Linked DNA regions of Homo sapiens: region 1 is linked to region 2. Evidence: read pairs that join two places in POLR2A ChIA-PET (ENCODE). Cell type or tissue: OCI-LY7. All regions are shown on one strand. Links, peaks and the distances in the headings refer to the core of each region. The heading gives the core; the rest is flanking DNA.

Region 1 (11,138 bases), core at 2,405-6,404, 54 kb before region 2:
GCAATTCTGCCTCAGCCTCCCGAGTAGCTGGGATTACAGGCATGCGCCACCACGCCCGGCTAATTTTGTATTTTTAGTAGAGACAGGGTTTCTCCATGTTGGTCAGGCTGGTCTCGAACTCCCGACCTCATGTGATCTGCCTGCCTTGGCCTCCCGAAGTGCTGTGATTACAGGCGTGAGCCACTGTGCCCGGCCTCCAGCCAATGTTTTAACAGCAGAAAAGGACATGAATTCAGAGAGTTTTATCTACAAGAAGTTGAGAGAGGAGGAGTAGGCTTATAATTGAGCATGTGCCTTGCCCAGCCAGTCCTCTGTTGGCCCCTCTTGGCCAGTAGGGGTCGCCGCCTGCAGGGAGATGACTCCTGTGGTCATGATCTGACTCAGGCTCCCCCCTTATAGCCAGCAGAGTGGCGCAGCGGAAGCGTGCTGGGCCCATAACCCAGAGGTCGATGGATCGAAACCATCCTCTGCTATAGACTCCCTTTTCTTTCCTGACTGGGCAGCCTGTGGCCCATAATTCTTCTCCAGGCCCCAATAACGTCCCTGTTTGTGTCAAGGCACGGAGGACAGGCAACAGCAGCAATCTGAGTTCAAATCTTGATGTGAGCATACCTTGCCTCATAGCTTTGTCCCAGAAATTGTGGCAGTTGTGGGCTCATTGCCCTCTGCATTCCCTGGCTTGGGCAAAATGCCTCCCTGGGAGCAAGGGAGGGGTTTTGCACTCCTCAGTCCTCTTCTCTGTGTGTCCACCTGGCCCGGGACCCCCCATCAGTACCTGCTCCTGGCTTAGAGAACAGGGTCTGGCACAGGACATGCATCCTTTGTCTGCAGCATTTTCGAGGCTTTGAAACCTCCCTGGCCACACTTAGGTCTGCTCCTCCACGTGGCCGAAGGTGCCTGCAGAGGCTGGCATTCTTCTCCCTGTCTGGCTGCCAGGGAGCCTCCTGCCATCAACCGACTCACTAGAGACCCCTCCAGGTAAGGAACCCAGCAAGTGTTTTCCTGACAAAAGGGTCTGGCTGGATCCCCATCCTCTCTTCCCTTCCTCTCCTGAGGGAGTGGGCTTAGGGGTTCCTGCCTTTTCTTTCCCTCTTAACGTTTCTCTCTCTCTCTCTCTCTCTCTCTCTCTCTCTCTAGTTTTCGCTAGAAGATCAAGGCCAGGTGCAGTGGCTCACACCTGTAACCCCAGCACTTTGGGAGGCTGAGGCAGGTGGATCGCTTGAGGTCGGGAGTTGGAGACCAGCCTGGGCAACATGGTGAAACCCCGTCTCTACAAAAATATACAAAAATATTAGCTGGGTGTGGTGGCTGGCGCCTGTAGTCCCAGCTACTCGGAGTGTGAGAGATCTCTTGGGCCTGGTAGGTCGAAGCTGCAGTGAGCTGAGATTGCACCACTGCACTCCAGCCTGGGTGACAGAACGAGAACCTGTCTCAAAAAAAAAAAAAAAAAAAAAAGGGCTGGAGTGTCACGGCCCTCTGGGTTGGCATTCTCGCTCCACTGACATCATCAGAAGCTGGAGGTGAGAACCTCCCTCCAACAGGAGAGAAATGCAGCCGCAGTACTCACTCCCTGTACATCCCAGCACCAGGTCCTGGCATCCCACGTGGACACACAGTGCCCATGATGATGCACTGACATCCCAAAATGCCAGTGCTGCCGCCTGGCTGTGTCCAGACTGGCTCAGGGACAGAATCTTCAGGTGCCACAGCCCAGGACACCGGGCCTGGAGTGGGGAAGGAGTGCCAGCTGCTACATGGTCTTTCCTTTACAGGGCAAAAACGAGTGGGGAAATAGCAGGACACACGCCCTGATGGTGGCTAAAGCCGAAGACAGAGGAACAGGAGGATTCTGCCAAGATTGATGCGAGACAAAGGCTTAGGGGCAACAGAGAGCAGGCGAAGTGTTACTTAACTTACCAGGACACCTAGCTGGTGCAGAGGCAGACCCAGCACACACCTCAGATGAGGGCCACATTGCTGCTCAGACCATGGCATCCAACAGCGGTCCTGTGTCCTGGCTTGATGCAAGGTCTCCCGATTCCAACTAGGATATTGGATGGCAAATGCAGCCACCCAAAATGCACTTCTCTGCCCCTCTCTGAGGCCCTCCGTGTGGCTGGGCACAGTTAGGATGAGATGCCCAGAGTTAGCAAAACAGACGCTGACGCCACTGTGCCACCCAGAGCAGAAGGCTAACCCGCCACAAAGAGCTGGCAGAGTTATGAAAAGTAAGGTTGGAGGTTTTTTTAACTGTAACTTTTACACTTTAAGAAAGCGTTCAAGGCTATGATTAACATAAATCAAAGGACAGTAATCCTATGAGTCACTATATTTGCAATACGTCCAAGCAGTCGGGGTGAGAGTATCTGGAATCTGGTGACGGGCTCGCCGGGTCAGGCCCATGGTTGGCAGCCACTGCTCCCGCTCCAGTCCCCCCTCCCAAATCCACTGCCACTCATCCACACTCACCATGCAGATGCCATGTCTGTCACTCTGGCTTGCCAGGTTTTCTTTCTTATTCTAACCAAATTTCAAATCAGGCTGGTGTGGTGGCTCACGCCTGTAATCCCAGCACTTTGGGAGGCTGAGGGGAGAGGATCACTTGAGCCCAGGAGCTCGAGACCAGCCTGGGCAACATGGCAAAACCCTGTCTGCACAGAAAGTACAAAAAATTAGCTGGGAGTAGTGGCGCATGCCTGCAGTCCCAGCTATTCAGGAGGCTGAAGTGGGAGGATTGATTGAGTCTGAGAGGTTGAGTCTGCAGTAAGCCATGATGGTGCCATTGTACTCCAACCTGGGTGATAGGGCCAGACCCTGTCTCAAAAAAAAAAAAAAAAAAGTCCATGTCAGGACATAAACATCTATTTTATACTTTAACCACTCCTAGAACCCCCAGGATGTCCTGACACTTGCCCCGATGGGCTTTTAGTTCGGTGTTGTAGCTTGTTTACACCAATGCAGACATAGAACAGATATTCTCCAGGTCCTGCGCACTGGGCACCTGTGAGGTGGACTGCTCCAGGGAAAGTTCCTAACAGCTAAACTATACGACTTTCATCAAGTTGGGGCGTTACTGCCAAACTGCACTCCAGCCAGCAGTCGTGAGCACCCCCTCTTCTTACTCAGCTGAATACTTAATAAAAATCTTTGCCTATTGGACAATTCGCATTACAACTTTGAAGTGTTCAGCCCTGGCACCTGCTCTCCTTGATTTCAGAACACAAGGCTCATCCTCAGAACGCAGAGCCGGCCTCTATCCAAAACCCACAAGGCTCATCCTCAGAATGCAGAGCCGGCCTCTACCCAAAACCGACAGCTCGCCCCCTGCAGCGGCGGACTGAGGGCTCCTAACCATGAGATGAGGGTTGATCTGCTTTAGACAGATGCTCTGTTCGAAGTGGAAACTTAAACACCGGGCCCCATCTGGAGGCCAAGTGGCCTTGGGCAAGTCAGCCCCTGCCTGGGCCGCAATTCCCTCCTCTGACATCTCTGGCCTAGACTCGGCGTGAAGGTCACACGACTGTGGCAGGCCATGTGTCCAGACGCCTCAGTTGCTCAGCTCTGGGCCCGCAGATGAGGCCATGGGACACCCTCAAAGCCGGCACACACCCAAGGGTTCACCCTAGATCTACATCCCAGGCAAGCGGCAAACCAACAGGCAGGCACAGTGGATGAGCCCATTTGCAACTGCAGCAACACTAAGGACCAGTGCGGACAGTCTACACTGGCTGCGACGAGTACAAGCTCTCAGGCCAGGTGGAAATGGAATTGAGAAACCTAGGCGCTGCCCATCAGACCACAGGCACCGAACAGCAGATCTGTTCACTGGGATGGCAACACGTTTATCAGCTCAGACGTGTTCCGGTCCCCTGCAGTACATGGCAGCACCAGAGCACACATGGCCATGTTCCTACATGGTGGTGCCAGCACGGGATGCCACCCAGGGCTCATCTCGTCCTCCTCCTCCTCCTCCTCCTCACACCAGGACCAGCCTGGCTCACTAGTGGGCATGGGCCGGGCACACCATCCCCCCAGGTCAGCCTGGATCACCAGCGGGCACGGGCCGGGCACACCATCCCCCCAACCAGCGTGCTGCCTCATGCCAGGACCAGCCTGGCTCACCAGCAGGCACGGGCCAGGCACACCATCCCTCCCGACCAGTGTGCTGCCTCCACATCTAGGCGCCTTGGCCTGACGGCTAATACCGTTCCGGTTACAATGAAGGAAATCTCGCCACTTTTCTCCTGTGCAGAAGAAAATGCACACAGTCCCCATGGCTATAACCCACCAGCAGGCACGGGGGACCTCTGGTGTCTCATGTTGGTGCCCAGTGCCTCAGCCTGGCCTCCCCACGCGACCTGCAGGGGCGGCTTCACGGCAGGCCAGCTGTGGTGCCCTGCGCAGTGGTTACTGCAGGAGGTGATCTCTTCACTGTAGCTGGACAAGGGTGGCCCTCTACCGACTTCTGGTGTTCTAGGCCTGGTGAGCAGCTTCCTGGAGGGAGACAGAGGACTCTCCTGACTCCACACCAGGTGGTGGCTCAGAAAGCACAGGGCGAGGCCACCTGGCGTGGCCGCAGTGAGGACGGCAACACACCACAAGATGTGGCCCTGCTGGGGCAGCAGGTGGCTCGGCTCACTCAACCATTCACTCAGACACGCTGCAACTGTTTATTCCAGAATCAGAGGTTGGAAACCCAACTGTATATAGACTGAAAGCAAAACAAATACACAACTGAACACAATATATGCAGTTATCCAGCAAGACAGGCAACGCAACACAATATATGCAGTTATTGACAAGACAGGTGCACAGGCACAGCACACAGAGTGAGATGAAGGCAGCCTAGCGAGCAGAGGCTCTGCAGCACGGAGGGCTGGGAAGGCCATCGCTCGAGTTAATCCAATCCCAGTGCTTCAGGACACCTTGGGCCACGTTGACATCTCTCTTTTCCTGGGAGGAGCCCTAGGGTACAGCTGCATGGTTCCATGGAGTTTCAGGCGTCTGCCAGCTCTGTTTCACTGTTTGTGGTTAAACTGCTTTCTCCTTTTTAAAAAAAAATTTTTTGCCAGGTGCAGTGGCTCACGCCTGTAATCCCAGCATTTTGGGAGGCTGAGGTGGTTGGATCACCTGAGGTCAGAAATTCCAGCCTGACCGGCCCGATCAACATGGCGAAACCCGTCTCAACTAAGAATACAATTAGCCAGGCGCGGTGGCGCGCGCCTGTAATCCCAGCTACTCCAGAGGCTGAGGCAGGAGAATCGCTTGAACCCAGGAGGCGGAGGTTGCTGTGAGCCGAGATCACGCCACTGAACTCCAGCCTGGGTGACAAAGTGAGACTCTGTCTCAAAAAAAAAAAAAAAATTTGTAGAGACAGAGTCTCCCATGTAGAAACTCCTGGACTCCAGCAATCCTCCCACCTTGGCCTCCCAGTGTGCTGGGATTATAGGGCACGAGCCACCGTGCCTGGCCTCTCCTTTCTTTTTAAGGCAAGCTCATGCCCACAGTGCAGTGCCAGAATGGAGGGGGCTCCATCACCCTGAGCACAGAGGGCTTCATGGCGAGTGGATGGGCCAGGGCCGTGTGAGAAGAAACCTGTCTGCCAAGGGTGACAGGGAAGTCTTCTGCGGGAGGCTGGACCACCTGAATATCCTCAACCCCTCAGGGTCAGACGGAACCTTTACCCCCGACTCCCACCCCACGACAGTGCTGATGATGAGCTGGGGCCCCCTGCACCCACCCAGCTGGTGCGGGCAGCCTTCTCAATTTTCCATTCTCGTGTCTGTCACCCTTGCCCCAGTGCGAGTCCGACTGAAAGACTGAATGTACAAGTTTGAGTTGGGGCCTGGGTTGCCAGGCCTCCAGGGCCCTGAGTATGGTCCAGGAGGGTGGTGACTGGCTGTGAGGAATGGCCCAGGGCCGAGTGTGGTCCAGGAGGGTGGTGACTGGCTGTGAGGAATGGGAGGAGGGTGGTGACTGGCTGTGAGGAATGGCCCAGGGCCGAGTATGGTCCAGGAGGGTGGTGACTGGCTGTGAGGAATGGGAGGAGGGTGGTGACTGGCTGTGAGGAATGGGGCCTACTGTTGTCAGAAACTACAGTTTTTCTAAGAAAAGCTGAAAATCCAGATTTGTACGTAAGTCTCCTGATTCTAAAAGGCTGACAGTTATTAATGTTCTGGCAAAAACATTTTCAAGGAAAATATGAGTGGGTAAAAGAAAGAGCCAAAATGGGCAGGGATCTGGGACTGTGGACTGCCTGCCCTAACAACCCCAGGGCCACAGGAGTCCACAGGCACAGCCACCCCACCCTCTGCCCTCACTCCCACATCAAATCACCTTCAAGTCATGTGCATTAGAACCTCTGGGGGTCCTAGCTCTTCACAGGACACTTTCTGGATTTTTCTTTTTAAACCTAAAATACAGTAGTCTGTCTCCATTCCCACTCTTTGGGACTTTTTCACAATCTTAGGATGAAGGGATAAATTGGGGAAGTGCTCCTCTCATGTTAAAACGTTCCAATCTGCCAGGCACGGTGGCTCATGCCTGCAGTCCTGGCACTTTGGGAGGCCAAGGCGGGTGGATCAGGAGGTCAGGAATTCAATACCAGCCTGGCCAACATAGTGAAACCCCATCTCTACTAAAAATACAAAAATTAGCTGGGCATGGTGGTGTGCGCGTTAGTCCCAGCTACTCGGGAGGCTGGGGCAAGAGAATCGCTTGAACCCGGGAGGCAGAGGTTGCAGTGAGCTGAGATTGCGCCATTGCACTCCAGCCTGGGTGACAGAGTGAGACTCCGTCTCAAAAAAAAAAAAAGAAAAAAAAAGTTCCAATCCCACACCTATTATGAAGATAGCACCACATGAAACTGCCTGAGGGGCCTCCAATAAACGGGGTAGCAGGGAACTCGGAGAAACCAAAGTAATCCATTGAGCGGTTTTCTTAAGTGTCTTTAATACTCCACTCAGGGCAGCCCCTCCCTCTACTGAGAGGCTCTTGGCTCTGGCCCCAAGAGCAGCTGGAAGGCCCTGGCCTGACTTCACCACTTGATGTCCAGGCTGTGTGTGCCACGCTCCTGGCTCTGGTACGTGGTATGCAGCACCTCTCGGGCCTTGGGGGAGTTGATCCCCTCCAGCCACTCCTGGTACAGCTCCTGCACGTGTGCACTGGACTCCGGACGCCGCACAGGGATGTCAGCGTAAATGCCTTCCATCTGCCGCAGCAGGGCCTTATCCGCATGTCCGTCTGGAGTCTGGGCTTGGCCTCTGCCATTTAAGCATCCTGAAAGATAAACACAGGTAAGTTTATCCTGGGCTCAGGCGATCTTTCTGCCTTAGCTTCCTGAGCAGCTAGAACTACAGACACACACCACCTTGCCCGGCTGATTTTTAAATTTTTTGTAGAGATTGGGCGGGAGGGGCGGGTGTTGCTATGTTGCTCAGGCTGGTCTTGAACTCCTGGCTTCAAGCGGCAATCCTACTTCGAGCTGGGACCACTGGCGTGAGCCACCGCACCCAGCCGGGATAGTCTTAAGGAAGTTTTGCCTCACAGGGAAGAGTTGGAAGCAGGAGAGGAATAAAGGGGACGTGGAATGTTGTGTGGCCTAAGGCTAGGGCTGGCTGAACAGGCCAGGGTCTTCCTCAAGGCTGTCAGGGACACTGATCCCAGACTCACAGCCCCGTGTGCCTCTCATTCTTCTTTTTTTTTTTTTTCGAGACAGAGTCTCTCTCCATTGGTCAGGCTGGAGTGCAGTGGCCTAATCTCGGCTCACTGCAACCTCCATCTCCTGGGCTCAAGCGATTCTCCCACCTCAGTCTCCCAAGTACCTGGGGTTACAGGTGTGTGCCACCACGCCCGGCTAATTTTTGTATTTTTAGTAGAGACAGGGTTTTACCATGTTGGCCAGGCTGGTCTCAAACTCCTGACCTCAGGTAATCCGACCACCTCGGCCTCCCAAAGTGCTGGGATTACAGGCGTGAGCCACCGTGCCTGGACCCGTGTGCCTCTCATTCTTACCCATTTACATCACCCATAAAATGGTTTTACCTAAAACCTAAGTTGCCAACCTTTTAGAACTGGGTGGCTTCATATGCAAATCCCGATTTCCAACTTCTCTTGGAATTTGGCAAAACCAGGATAGCACAGGAATTGTGAACAAGCAGTTAAACCACTCCTGCCTGCACCACACGTGTTAGTGTGCTGGGCCCTGCCTGGAGGCTGCACCAGAGGCAGCTAAGCTGTGAGCCCAGCCATGAGCCCACACACCCAACACTGGCCTGAGTAAAAATGTGTCTCCTATCTATTAATGCTACTTACTCTCCAACGTGTTAGATGATGTCACTCTTAGTAGTGTAAGAGTTCATTTAAAACAATCTGGAGCAAATTTCCCTGGTTAAACCTCACTCCCCATGGGTTCCAGGGTGGCACCCCAGCTGGTCTCCAACCTCCACTTTCCCAGGGGGCTGGGCTTGCACCTTCTCCTTCCTCAGGCCCCAGCTCCACCCGCTTGCACACAGAGGCCCTCCCAGAGGCCCTGCTTCACGGCCCACCTCCCGGCTGCTCCTCAGCCCAGCTGTGGGACTGACCCTTCCGTGCCCCTGGAATGCTCAGTGAGGCCTCCAAGGCCACAGGCTCCCCTCTCTGCCCTCACCCTCCTCTTGTCAGTGCTGGCTGAGGCCTCCCCTCCTCTACGAGATCCTTTGTGTTGAAGGACACACCCTTGTCTGTGCCCTGCCCAAGGGCCCCTCCCATCCTGTGGCTTCACACCTTGTCCCACTTGTCTAACATCAGTGGAGCCGCTCCTCCAACTGACCTGCACCCGGCATTTCCACTCGAGTCCCTCGTGGTGCCCCCCCCGACTCACAATGGCACAAAGGTCCTCAGTTCCCCACCAGGGGCGCAGATGGACCACCATGGGTCAGGGGCAGAGGGTCCCCTTCTTCCCTGACACACCCTCAGCAAGTCCTTCCCGGAGACCCCCACCGTGTCCTGGCCTCCTCTCATCCTCTCACTCCCCCTGCCCCAGGTGGGGATCCTTCCTCACTTGCCTGGATGATCACAGCCCACAGTGGCCCACCCTCCCTCCACGCAACAAGGGAGCCCCTCAGGCCCAGGCTGGGTCACACCCCTTCCCGCTTCCACCTCTCACTGCTCTCTCCCATCACTCAGGACAGAGAAGGCTCATGCTTGGTGCCTGGCACGGGGCAGGGGTGTTTCTCCTAGGCAGGGCAGCCTCAACTCTTGTGATTTGTTCTCTAAGCCAGCCGCCACGGGCTGACTCTCACCTGGTGCCATGTTGGGCCTCCTGAGGGCACGTCCCCAAGAGAATGCCCACATGCTACATGGGGTGAGGAAAAGAGCAAAACCAATGGAGCCTAGAATGTCCCAGCACAAGCCCCACGGGAGCATCCATACCCTACAAAGCTCTCAGGGCTGAGAGAGGCTCTGGGTGGCCAAGAGCACCATCTCTCTGGCAGCTGCAGGACCAGTGTGGCCTGAGCACCCGTGGGAGACAGAGCCAGGTGCTGCTCTTGGCGCCTCACCTCCAGCACAGGCGAGGACCTCCACAAAGTGGAATGGGAACTTGCCCTTCTTAAGCTTCAGGATCATGTTCTGGATGTTTCGAAAGCCATAGGCTGCAGCAAAGCGTAACACCACCTCTCCGTTCTTCTCAAGGGTGACCTCTTGGAAGTCTTTGTTTCTACAAAATGAACACAGAGAATTTTGATCCATCAAGTCCTTTATCTGTGACTTAAGAACACTTCCTTTTTTTTTTTGAGACGGAGTCTTGCTCTGTTGCCCAGGCTGGAGTGCAGTGGCACCATCTTGGCTCACTGCAACCTCTGCCTCCCGGGTTCACGCCATTCTCCTGCCTCAGCTTCCCGAGTAGCTGGGACTATAGGCGCTCACCACCACACTCGGCAAATTTTTTGTATTTTTAGTAGAGATAGGGTTTCACTGTGTTAGCCAGGATGGTCTCGATCTCCTGACCTCATGATCCGCCCGCCTCGGCCTCCCAGAGTGCTGGGATTACAGGCACGAGCCACCGCACCCGGCCAAGAACACTTTCTAATGTAAGTTTGGAATGTCAGCAAAATAAAAGGTCTGAATAAACACAAAAAAGTCCTTTTGATTTTGACTAGTGTAAACTCCATCCATAGAACCGCCACATGCACAGATCCATACAGGCACACCATGCACACGTGCTAACCACAGGCACAGACAGGCTGTGGATACTGCCCCACACCTCAGGGCTCGGTAAGTGACCTCCTCCACATCCTCGTTGAACAGCTCCTTGGCCGCATGTCTGAAGATGTGTGCCAGGTGCCCGTCTGAGCTGGCTCCATCATGACGCGTCACTTTGTCCTCCTTCAAGTCTCCAAACCTCACAAGGCAGAGAAAATACAAGTCCTTCATGAATGCTGACGTACAGTGACAGAAAGAGTGAAACCAGACTTCCTGAGGGCATCACAATCCAAGTTCGCCACCAAAGAAGCTAAATCCTGTACAGATGTTTAAACTTTGCAGAAAGTCCCATTCTAGCATCTTGAGGGGTCTTGGGAGGGCCTGCCTGATGCTCGGGCAAGGCGGAGGACTCTCAGTCACGCCGAGCCCATGCACAGGCTCTTGCAGGTGCTCCAGATGCTTATGGTCTTTTTCTTTTGGAGACAGGGTCTTGTTCTGTCTCTCAGGCTGGAGTGCAGTGGCACAATCATAGCTCACTACAGCCCCAGCCTCCTGGACTCAAGTGATCCTCCTACCTCAGCCTCCCAAAGTACTGTGATTATAGGTGTGAGCCACCACGCCTGGCCCCACAGATGCTTAAATTCTGTAAACTTCTATCTTACCTTCCCCCAAAAGGGCACGAATGCAGCACCTGGGATGCGGACTGTTGGCGAGGACACACGCTGCTGCCTTTGTGGTGCTCTCTGCCCAGTGCCTGGGGTGCAGCAGGAGCCCTGGGCCTTGCTGGGTATCGAGGTCACCGCCCCCAGCAGAACCCAGACTGCCACTCTTGGTGCAAAGGGGCCTGAGGGAGCTGCCCCACTGCCCCATAGACCACACGGAATGTGAGGCACAGACGGCACTCAGGAAGAAGGGGGCTGGTGCACACATGAACAGCCCTGCGCCAGCGAGGACAA
Region 2 (11,138 bases), core at 4,511-8,510:
GCAGCCGGAGGTCTCGCCAGCCCTGGACTCCTGCTTTGGGCCACAGCAAGACCTCGGGCGAGTGGAGAGGCGGGGCCAGGCCGGGCCCTTGTGGGTGCTGATGCTGCATGTTGTCCCCGACACAGCGTCCTCTCCCTGGTGGACATCCCCAGCGGTCAGGTGCTTCCCCAAGGGCAGTGAGGGGTGAACATCCAGGGCCTACCTGGCTGTGCACGCTGCAGCCACACTGTGGAAGCTGCCCCTCCCCGAGGACCCGCCTCCCTTGCTGATGCCAGGATCTCGGCGCATAGACCACTCTGCCCCAGCGGTCGTCACAGAAAGGTCTCTCTGTTCCTCACACTCAGCTTCAGCATAAGCTGTGAGGCCAGAAAAAAGGTCAGCTCTTCTAGTATCGTGCAGTGCTTAAAAACCGGGAGCTCCAGCCGGGCGCAGTGGTTCATGCCAGTAATCCCAGCACTTTCGGAGGCCGAGGTGGGAGGATTGCTTGAGGCCAGGAGTTCAAGACCAGCCTGGGCAACACAGCAAGATCCTGTCTTTGTAAAAAAACTAACCAAACAGGAAAAACTGGGAGATTTTCTGCAGAAATTGAGTTCCAGCCTCTCTCGAACCTGGGAAGACCTGGCAGGAGGGGGCTGGGCTCTCGGCTACAGACTTCTCCCCACCCCGTAGGAGCTGAACGCCAACCATCCTGACCCGCCAGTGCTCTTGGTCTCCTGAGTGTACCCAGGTCCTCCCAGGTGCGGTGTGCACCGAGCGCGCCTGGCCTGATGCCCTGGCCTGTGAGCTGGGGACTCCTGGGCCCTGTGAGCCCCTAGGCGGCAGGCCCAGGAATGGCTGGGTAGGACAGGGAACACCTTTGCCCCACGTCTGGCTGTGACCTCGGTGAAAGCCGACAGGAGAGAGATGGGACCCTCCTCCTCAGTAGTGGCTGCCAGTCCCTCGTTGCAGGACAGGGTCATCATAACCATAAATAACCCTTCACGTGTCACCTGCAGCTTCCACTCTTTATTTCCAAAGAATCAGTGTCACACATGCAGATCACAAAGCGGGTCTCCCTGTGCTGCTTCCTTCTGTGTTTTCTAGTCTCTCCCCCAGGGGCTGCCCAGGGCCCTCAGGAACTGAGTGTGGGCAAGACACTGCTGGGCCAGAGGGCACGACGCCCACGTGGGCCCGTATTGCCCAGGCCATTTGGCAGTGCAGAGCCCCCCCAGCCTCCAGCAGGAGCCCCCTGGCATGAGCTCTCCCCTCAGGGGTCCTGAGCAACGTCCCTGCCAGGGCTGGTGGGTGGCAGCGGGGGGGCAGACACCTCGCTGAGGTCCTGCAGCAGAGCTTGCAGCCGCTGCAGGCTGGGGTGCACGTTTTCCTCCAGCCACTCCTCCACGGCATCCGGGTAGAAAGCCAGCTGCAGGGCAGCCTCCAGCTCCTGCACGAGGGTGCTCCACTGTGCCAGGAGGCTGCAGGTGAGGGCGCCATGAACGCACAGTCTGCACACTTGGGACTTGCCCTCAGCCCCATGGTCAGTACTGCCCTGTGCCTCAGTTCACCTGTGAAATGGGGCTACTGACCCTACCTCATCGGCATGTCGGGAGGAACAAGTCGGTGACAGCTGCACATCTGAGACCAGAGGGCCTTTTACAACTAGGGGCTCACCCTCTGCTCTCTAGTTGAGGGACATGTCAGCAACAGCAGCAGTTCTCAGGGAACCCATGGCTGCACGGCCTATAAGAGCCCAGGGCCTCACCTGAGCGCTGCGGGCTGGATGTGCTGAACCATGACCGGGTGGATGAGCTTCCGCTGGCGGTGGTAGGGGCTGAACCAGCCAGTGACATACCTGGGGCAAATCCACATAGGGGTGTGCCGCGGGCTACCAAGGCAGCCGTGGGGCGGCTTTGCAGTAATACAGAAAATGTTTAAGAATGGGGTTGACATTTCTAAGTCTTATGTCCCCCAGAAAGTCTTTGTGAAGGATGAGGCTGCCTCCTCCTGTGCCTGGGAGTGGGGGGACTTGTGAACCTGCCCCTCACCAGCACCTGTCCCTACCCCCCTCACCCACACCTGCCTCCCACCCACACCTGCCCCATGCCTTCCCGCTTACCCACACCTGCCCCTCAGCCGCACCTGCCCCATGCCTGCCTGCTCACCTGCACCTGCCCCTCACCCACACCTGCACGCTCACACCTGCCTGTTCACCTGCACCTGCCTCCCACCCACACCTGCCCCTCACCCGCACCTGCCCCATGCCTGCCCGCTCACCTGCACCTGCCCCTCACCCGCACCTGCCTCCCACCCACACCTGCCCCCTCACCTGCACCCGCCCCATGCCTGCCCCCCTCACCCACACCTGCCCCTAACCCACACGCTCACCTGTTGCCCTCCAGCAGCGCATCCACAGAGCTGCGCAGATGGAGGCTGACTTGTGTGACAAGGGCAAGGATGTTGCTGCCAGGGAAGGAGCCGGCCCCCTCCCTGCGGAGAGCCCTGCTGAGAACAGCTGTCTCCACGGGCGGGGGAAGGGGAGGGGAAGAAGGGGACAGGGAGGGCTGCAGGGTGCTTGCCTAACAGGGTCCGTTTTTTCCAGGCTGGAAATCCCGAGAAGGTTCTCCACTTTCGCTTTAACATCTTCATCAAATCCTCCTGAAATCACAAATGAGCGGGGCGGTTGGAGGGGCCTCTGGAGGAGGGGAGGGGGCTACATTGGGACCTGCAGGCCTAGGTACTGGGGCAGTGGGCGGGCGGCAATGGAGAGCCACTGGCCAGGCCCAGCCCCGCGTGTGCCGGCCCCAAGGGGACCTGGGGGCAAATGGGCCTGCTGCTTCTCTTTAAACACGTGAAATACGTTCCTTATTTTAAAAATCAGAAAACAGAAGTAAGACTGTGTTGCCAGCAGCAACACCCGGACAGCAAGTGGCTCTTCCTGCTGGGCGCAGCCCGACCCACACAGGTGTCCAGGGCTCACGCAGAGTTTGCCACTGTGTTTTACACAATCGATGGAATATTCTAGAGCACCCGAAACAAACCCATGAGGCCTGCAGGCACCAGCGTGGACGAATCTCCGACTTGGTGTTCATGGAAATGCTTGCTGCAAGAGGCTGACGGCCAGAGGGCAGGAGGGAAGTGCCCCAGTCACGGGTGGCGGATGGGGCCGTGGGCAAGGGACACTGCAAATACCGTCAATATTAACACAGCTCTTTAGTGTGGGGTACAGGGGTGTCTGTTTTTATCGTTTCTGCCCCTTTCTAAGCAGTTGAGAGTCAGCAACTGAGAAGTCAATCTGATCTCATTCTGCGTCCTCTCACCGGCCGCGTCCCCGTCCCTGGGCCGCCGCGCCTGCGGGTCCCGCTCTCCGCGCGTCTCGGCCATTTTTCTTTCTGCATCAGCACCACGCAGTCGCTAATTTCCCGTGTGGCCTGCGAGTTTCCACACACACAGCTCCTCTGGCCAAGCCCCCTGCCGACCCCAAGGGGTTCCCCGGTGCCTGCCCCTGCCCATGGGTCCCGCTGCTCCCTCAGGAGACCTGGAAGTGTGAGTGCTGGGTCCAGGGTGCGGGGCCTTCCAGGGCCGGGCGCCTGAGCCCCACACCTGCTCGGCCAGGTGGGCAGGACGTGTGTGCAGCAAAGGTGGAGCCGTTCCCCACCTCCGACCTGCGTGCATTTCTGCGGATTCACTGTGTCTGAGGGGTGCCTCCCGCGTCACTCTCCAGCCTGCTTTGGGCTTAGGCCTGGAGACCCAGACACAGGCCCAGCCTGGGTGGACTTCAGGGCAGGTGGGTGGCTGAGCTGGGGCGGTGAGACCATCCTCCGACTGTGAGGACCACCACAGTCCAGCAGGGTGGTTGGAGCACTGGGTGCTTGGCCTCCTGCCCTCCGGGTCTTTCGGGGAGGGGCCGGTGGGGCTTGGGGTGGCCAGACCAGACATACCGCGTAGAAGCAACTGCAGGCAGGCGGCCAGGGACGGGACTCCTGCGGGCAGCAGCTCGCACAGCACAGAGTAGTGGTCGTACCTGGGTCCATGAGAGGGGCGCTTAGCTCCGCAGCCCGCCCCCAGCAGCCTGACGCAGGCGCCCTGACTTCGGACGTCCCTGCTGTTGTTCCAGGGCCTTAGGCTACATCAGCGCTGGGGGCAGCCCGACCCCCTCAACCCATGGGGCCCAGGGTTTCCAAGACAGGTTCTGTGCGGCAGGGCTCTCATGTCAACTCCGTTCTAGAAACCGGACAAGTGAAGAGCGTGGGGATTCCTTGCTGCAATGCTCTCCGGAGCCATGGGAATTCTGGGTGGACCTTGGGTGGGTGGCCGGTCGTTGTCCCTCCCCCCAGCACCTCTGGCCTCTGAGAAAAGGGCTCCTGCTTCTGGGGGCTGCCCTTGACGCCCCCCTCCTAGGGCCTCCGGGCCCCTCCTGCCCCACCCTCTCCCTCGGCTGCCTCCTGTCTGGCTGGTGGGGGTGGCAGCTTTTCCCCAAGGCCCCATGAGGAGGGCGAGAGATCAGGCGTGGCAGGCAGCAGGTCAGGGGCAGCATCTGTCCCAAGCGAGGGCTGGGGGGCCTTGGCCTGGCCTGGGCTTCCCACTGCTGGGTAGGGTGCCTCCACCTGCCCGTGCCTCAGTTTCTTCAGCTGTGAGGTGGGTGACAGACGCTGCCCCAGGTGTGAGCACAGGCGAAGGCTGGGCAATGCCTGACGCCACAGCCCCAGGCTCGCCTGAAGGATGCGCCGCTGCTCTGGGGGAGGAGGAGCCTCGCCCCGCTCTATGGACGATCCTGGTTTATGCAGACAGAGCTGTATCCCAACAGGACAGTGGGAACTATCTAGAAGCTTCTGCAGAGCCGCTGCCAGCTCCGGACATGCATGGTGGCTGTGAGCTGCCCCTCTAGCAGGCTGGCCCACCAGGCTCTGCGGTCCCCACCATGAAATTCTTGACTCCATCTCAATCTGAGCTTTGTGGGTGAGGGCACGGGGCCCCTGGTGGGTCTGGCCTCCAGCCGTTCGCCTAGCCCACATCACCTGCGCCACCTGCCCCCCAACCCTCTAACTTGAGACGAGACCCAAGGTCAGGACTTGGCCGGCGACCAGGGGTTTATCTTAGCTCTGCTTTTCACACAGTGTCGTCAGGGGAGCAGGGGCCTGGGAGCGCCAGGGTGATGCCACGGAGGCCCAGCTCCTTCATGGGACTAACAAGGCCCATTCTTGCCAGGCAGGACCCACAGTCACAGGATTTTTACAGCTGAGGAAGTGCTTAGATACCTGCAGGGGCCACTCCTACAACAGCCGACAGTCCTGGCATCCCCACACCCACGACAGCATGTGCCTTCTAGGTCACCAGAGTTAGGCTTCCATAGGCTACACACTGAAATGTCCAGGACAGTTTTCTTTAAATCATAGAGTAATACATTTTTTTTTTTTGAGACAGAGTTTTGCTCTGTCGCCCAGGCTGGAGTGCAGCGGTGTGATCTTGGCTCACTGCAACCTCCGCCTCCTGGGTTCAAGTGATTCTCCTTGCCTCAGCCTCCCGAGTAGCTAGGATCATAGGCGCGTGCCACCACGCCAGGCTAATTTTTGTGTCTTTAGTAGAGATGGGGTTTCACCACGTTGGCCAGGCTGGTCACGAACTCTGGACCTCAGGTGATCCACCCGTCTCAGCCTCCCAGAGTGCTGGGATAACAGGCATGAGCCACCGCACTCAGCCCCTAGAGTAATAAATTCTGTCACACTATTGGCCCACCCACAGGTAGCACAGCTTAGTGTTTACGTAGACAAGACCCTGATATGAGAAAAACGGAAAACAGAGCTGGGCACGCCTATGCTGGCCTTCCGAGGGCTCCACCTCTGTCACTGGGCACCTTTCAGTGACCCTCCCTCACCACACTTGGCCTTGAATTCTTTCCTGTGTGAGACCCAAGAACCTTCTCGTGGGGTCCGAATTGAGACGGCATTTCTAGCAACAGAGTGAAATCCTGAAAGAACCGAAACCCCTCCTCGTGCCACAAGCAAGACACACACACACACACACACACAGCCTCAGGTGCGGCGCACACGGGTAGCATGGGGGCTGGGGGCCACGTGTTCGTGACCCTGAACACGGGAGCAGCGTCCCTCAGCGGCCGCTCTGGCGTGCAGGGCCCAACCCCACGTGGCTGTTTCTGCAGCTCCTCTTGGAGGCCCGGGCTGCTTCCCCTTTGACCAACCTGGGAAGGCCCTTGGCGGACGCTGCACAGGCCGACGTGGTGGCCACCAGAGCTGCCCTGGACCCTCTGAGGACAGACTGGCCAGGACTTACCTCTGCCAGCCGGTCAGGATGATGCCCTGCAGTGAGTCCGTGGGCCCGCTGCCCGCCACCTGCAGCCACTGCACGTGGTTCCTGAGGTGGTGCTCAACAGGGGGCACGGCCTGGCTGGGCCCCGTGGCACCCTTGAAGGCACTGGCTGCCCACAGCTGCGGAAAGCCGCACCGCCGGTACTTCTGCATGAGGAGGACTGGGTGAGAAAGCAAACAGGTGAGTGGCTCCAGGGGAGGCGGCCAACACGGCCCTGGACACGCCTCCCGGGGCTGTACCCAGAGCCAACATGGGAGCCGCCTGAGACAGCCAGGCCCGGGTCTCAGTGTAGGAGACTCCAGAGTGTATGCGGCCGGCCCGGGTCCCAGTCGGGGAGACTCCAGAGTGTACGTGGCCCCTGGTTCACCTGCTCACTAGGAAAACACTGGTGGAACAGGGAGGGAGGTGAGGCACCGGTGCACGGTGGCCGTCCCGAGGCACCATGGGCTGGGGTCTGCTGGGGCTGTGCCCTGGCCTCTACCCGTGCAGGCTCCAGGCTGGGCAGTTCCGGCTGCAGGGTCACAGGGCCAGGGATGGCCTTCCCAGGCACATGGCCAGGACAACACACCCCCCACAACTTGGCACTGACCCTTGCCGTGCACATCCAGGTCGGCCGTGTAGTCCCAGAGCACCGGCTCCACCAGCTGCGGCACCCCGGACGCTGCAGACAGAGCGGACGTGAGGTTGGTGAGACACCTGGACCACACTCTCAGCCCCTCGGACCCACCTGTTCTCGTTTTGCTTGAAAGTGTGAGCACAGATACCTTTTTAAGACAGACTTGGCACCGTGCTGGGTTTTGACAATGAATGCCACAACCACACACAGTGCCTTTCCAAGCCAGCGCCCGCTGGAGCGACCATGCTCCCACTGCTGCTCTACCAGGCCATGAGCCACAGGCACAGCTGGAGCACGCGGCTGAATGGAGGTCACTCTAAGTCATCTATGTGGCCATGCATGGGTGGAAGCTGCCAGGCCGGCACGGCCCTAGGACACCCTGGCTCCCAGCTCTGCTATGGAGCTCACTGAGCCTCGGGGCTCTGTGTGGAACCAGGCCAGGTGTCTGAGTACCACCTCTTGGCCCAGAAAGGCGCTCAGCAGCTCGTCCCAAAGCCTCAGGCAGAGCGAGCAGGGCCCAGGGGCTGGAGGAGCAGCCAGCGGGAACCTCGGCCCCCAGTCCCAGCAGGGATGGCCTTGGAGGAGGCTGCTGCGAGTGCTGGACACTCCCAAGCCCTCTGGGCCACCAGGCAGGCCTGTGCTCTCCTGCCCAAACCTCCACAGCTTCTAGGGAAACGACTCAGGCCTGGCGTCAAGGGGATGCAGGAGGTGGTTGTGGCGGGTCTGTGCGGGGCTGGGGCTCACCCTGGGGCCCACTTCCTACAGCACCTTCTTTCTTTGAAGCCGCAGGTCTTGGGCAGTTCAGTGGCCCACCCCCTCCCCCAGCCCTGTTGGCCGACCTGCGAGCTGGTCCTCAGGCAGGTCTCGGAGCATGTCGTCCCACACCAGGGGTGTCACGCTGGGGCGCCGGGCCTTCACGCCGCTGGCCACCGCCCGCATGTGTGACAGGCACAACTTCCCCGTGCTGTTCTGCTCTTGCTGTAGCCACCGGCGCGAGGCCTCCCCCTCTCCGAGGTAATAGACCTGCAAGGAAGGAGCAGGACGGGGTTGCCTTGGCAGCCGTGCACACCGGTGGGAGGGTCCGGGGTTCACGCCGTGCCCTGACGGAGAGGGGCCGCTGCCTGTGGGGAGGAGGCCAGGGAGGGGCTCGGAGCCTTTGCTTACCACCCCCAGCGTGTCCCTGTCTTCCTCACTGAGCCCTGAACTTCTACTCAAGGTTTCCTGTGAATGTTCACAGCAGCTCTTCTCACAGCCAACAAAGCAGAGACCACAGGGGTCCATCCCCCATGATGGACCAGCATAGGGCAGCATCCCCCACCATGAACACGGCTCGGCTTCAGCAGACAGCCAAGCTCTGGCAGCTGACAGCCCGGAGGAGCACAGGTCATACACTGTGTGACTCGGTACCCGTGGAATGCCCAGACGGGCAAATCCACCGAGATAGGAAGCAGACCGTGGTCGCCGGGGCCTGGGGGCAGGTGCGGGGCTTGCCCTGGGGTGATTGCCCACACCATGAATGTCTGGAAGAGGTGCTGACGTTTATACTTATTTATTTATTTTGGAGACAGGGTCTTGCTCTGTTGCCCAGGCTGGAGTGCAGTGGCACAATCTCAATCTCGGCTCACTGCAACCTCCACCTCCTGGGTTCAAGTGATTCTCCTGCCTCAGTCTCCTGAGTAGCTGGGATTACAGGCGCCCACCACCACACCTGGCTAATTTTGTATTTTTAGTAGAGACGGGGTTTCACCATGTTGGCCAGGCTGATCTTGAACTCCTGATCTCAGGTGGTCCACCTGCCTCAGCCTCCCAAAGTGCTGGGATCACAAGTGTGAGCCACCGTGCCTGGCCTATTTATTTATTTACTTATTTATTTAGAGCCGGAGTCTCACTCTGTTGCCCAGGCTGGTATGCAGTGGCGTGATCTCAGCTCACTGCAACCTTCACCTCCTGGGTTCAAGCGATTCTCGTGCCTCAGCCTCCTGAGTAGCTGGGATTACAGGCGCCCGCCATCACGCCCGGCTGATTTTTGTATATTTAGTAGAGACGGGGTTTCACCACATTGGCCAAACTGGTCTCAAACACCTGACCTCAGGTGATCCACCCACTTTGGTCTCCCAAAGTGCTGGGATTACAGGCGTGAGCCACCACACCCAGCCTATATTTTAAAATGGTTAGAATGGTAAAGCTTAAGTGTATTTTACATACTCAGGTTTCCTTCAAAAAAAGGAAACTTCTGGGGCTAAAATGTTCAGCTCGGGTTCCCTGTGAGCCACAGCCCTGCAGAACCTCCCAGCCCCGTGGGCACCAACCCCGCCCCTTTCAGTTCCACATCCTGCCCAGGCCCTGACTGAGTTGGAGTCCAGTGAGTGGCAGGAGGGGCAAGGGTGGGGGCTCACTGGGTTGGAGGGGGCACATCTCTGGCACCCCCTGGGGACCACCTTTTCCATTGGGTGCTTCAGGGTCCAAATGCAGAACTTCCTCTCAGCAACAAAAGGGTGTCCCTCGAGTTACACCCTGACTTATGCTCACTGCTGGTCCTGGGGCGTGAACCTGCCCATCACCCACAGGCTTCCGCCAGCCCAGCCGCCCGGGGTGGTCTCGTCTGACACGAGGGTGCCTCCCTCGGGCTCTGCAGGCTGTCCCGTGCCAGGCCGCCCATCCACCCGGAGAAGATGTTGGACGCGTCTGACACGAGGGTGCCTCCCTCGGGCTCCGCAGGCTGTCCCGTGCCAGGCCGCCCATCCACTCGGAGAAGATGTTGGATGGGGTGCCCTGAGGGGAACAACAAGCCTGTCTCTAGGCCTCAGTGCCTGGAAGATTTTCCTATTTAAAAGGACAAGCCATGATAGGGGAGAGTGTCCTGCACAGAGCTGGGGTGACAGTACCCACCTCATCACACCCGATGTGCAGCCGCTGGGCGCCTGGGTGTAGCTCCAGGACCTGGTCAATCATGGCGCCCACCAGCGCCAGGGACTCTGCCTCGTGGGGGTTCAGGGTGCAGGGGAAGGAGCCCACCTCCCGCAGGTGGGCGAAGGCCGTGTGCTTCAGCACAAACTGCGGAGAGACAGAGAAGTTCGCGTTGGGGGCGGAGGAGCTGGACTGATCTCCTTCTGCCCACCTGGGGCTTCTGTTTCAAATCTACAGATAATACAAAAAAATTAGGCCAGGCAGAGAGTCTCAGTCCTGTAATCCCAGCACCTTGTGGGGGCTGAGGTGGGTAGAATGTTTGAACTCAGGAATTTGAGACCAGCCTGGACAACTGGTGAAACCCCATGGAATCTCGCTTTGTTGCCCAGGCTGGAGTGCAGTGGCACAGTCTCGGCTCACTGCAACCTCTGCCTCCCAGGTTCAAGTGATCCTCCCGCCTCAGCCTTCCCAGTAGCTGGGGATTACAGGCATGTGCCACCACGCCTGGCTAATTTTTGTATTTTTAGTAGAGATGGCGTTTCACTATGTTGGCCAGGCTGGTCTTGAACTCCTGACCACAAGTGATTCGCCTTCCTTGGCCTCCCAAAGTGCTGGGATTACAGGCGTGAACCACCACGCCCAGACTAAAAATATATATATAAAAAAAAAAAAAAAATATATATATATATATATATATATATATATATATATATTTTTTTTTTTTTTTCTTTTTTTTTTTGAGATGGAGTCTTGCTCTGCCGCCCAGTCTGGAGTGCAGTGGCATGATCTCGGCTCACTACAAGCTCTGCCTCCCAGGTTCACACCATTCTCCTGCCTCAGCCTCCCGAGTAGCTGGGACTACAGGCGCCCGCCACCACGCCCGGCTAATTTTTGTATTTTGTTTTAGTAGAGACGGGGTTTCACCGTGTTAGCCAGGATGGTCTCGATCTCCTGACCTTGTGATCTGCCCGCCTTGGCCTCCCAAAGTGCTGGGATTACAGGCGTGAGCCACTGCACCCAGCCATAAATTTTTTAAAAACCAAATCGGTTTAAGAAAAAAAAGTGGCCAGGTGTGGTGGCACCTGCCTGTGGTCCAGCTACTTGGGAGGCTGAAGCGGGAAGATCACTGGAGCCTAGGAAGTTGAGGCTGTAGTGAGCCATGATCACACCACTGCACTCCAGCCTGGGCGACAGAGTGAGACCCTGTCTCTGAAAAGAAAAAAACAGAAAAATGTTTATCTATGAAAGACCACTCTAACTTTGCCTAAGAACAGAGACTCTGTGGCCTCGGCCTAGGGCTACTCACTGCCCC

What was found. ChIA-PET counts read pairs that join two places held together with the same protein. Peaks named below come from ENCODE experiments on the same cell type or tissue, not always from the same donor. Only the 100,000 strongest peaks of a DNase experiment are listed, where the experiment ranks them.
Region 1: POLR2A ChIA-PET joins it to region 2 with 9 read pairs; 8 of 35 experiments call an interaction of 5 or more read pairs at or near these places.

The regions. Positions count from the first base shown.
Region 1 is chr17:82,484,056-82,495,193 of GRCh38, reverse strand. It overlaps NARF (nuclear prelamin A recognition factor), which reads right to left. Exons shown (of 11, transcript NM_012336.4): 9 at 10,244-10,381; 10 at 9,540-9,697; 11 at 4,657-7,278. The coding sequence ends at 7,037. TRX-CAT1-8 (tRNA-iMet (anticodon CAT) 1-8) reads left to right here and starts at 402; the gene lies at 402-473. RefSeq lists silencers at 259-518, 294-631 and an enhancer at 4,343-4,542. In OCI-LY7, for the core only: CTCF peaks have their summits at 4,287 and 4,490; a DNase peak (open chromatin) is centred at 4,573; H3K4me3 peaks cover 437 bases; H3K27ac peaks cover 1,242 bases.
Region 2 is chr17:82,432,493-82,443,630 of GRCh38, reverse strand. HEXD (hexosaminidase D) reads right to left here. Exons shown (of 13, transcript NM_001330542.2): 5 at 9,809-9,973; 6 at 7,759-7,942; 7 at 6,893-6,964; 8 at 6,268-6,463; 9 at 3,918-4,000; 10 at 2,556-2,634; 11 at 2,365-2,466; 12 at 1,742-1,831; 13 at 986-1,454. The coding sequence ends at 1,247. CYBC1 (cytochrome b-245 chaperone 1) reads left to right here. Exons shown (of 7, transcript NM_001033046.4): 7 at 1-1,045. Among named protein-coding and RNA genes, the nearest start is that of CYBC1, 13 kb to the left of the region's middle. RefSeq lists enhancers at 1,102-1,191, 3,121-3,908, 4,131-4,630. In OCI-LY7, for the core only: no CTCF peak of the experiment used is centred there; no DNase peak of the experiment used is centred there.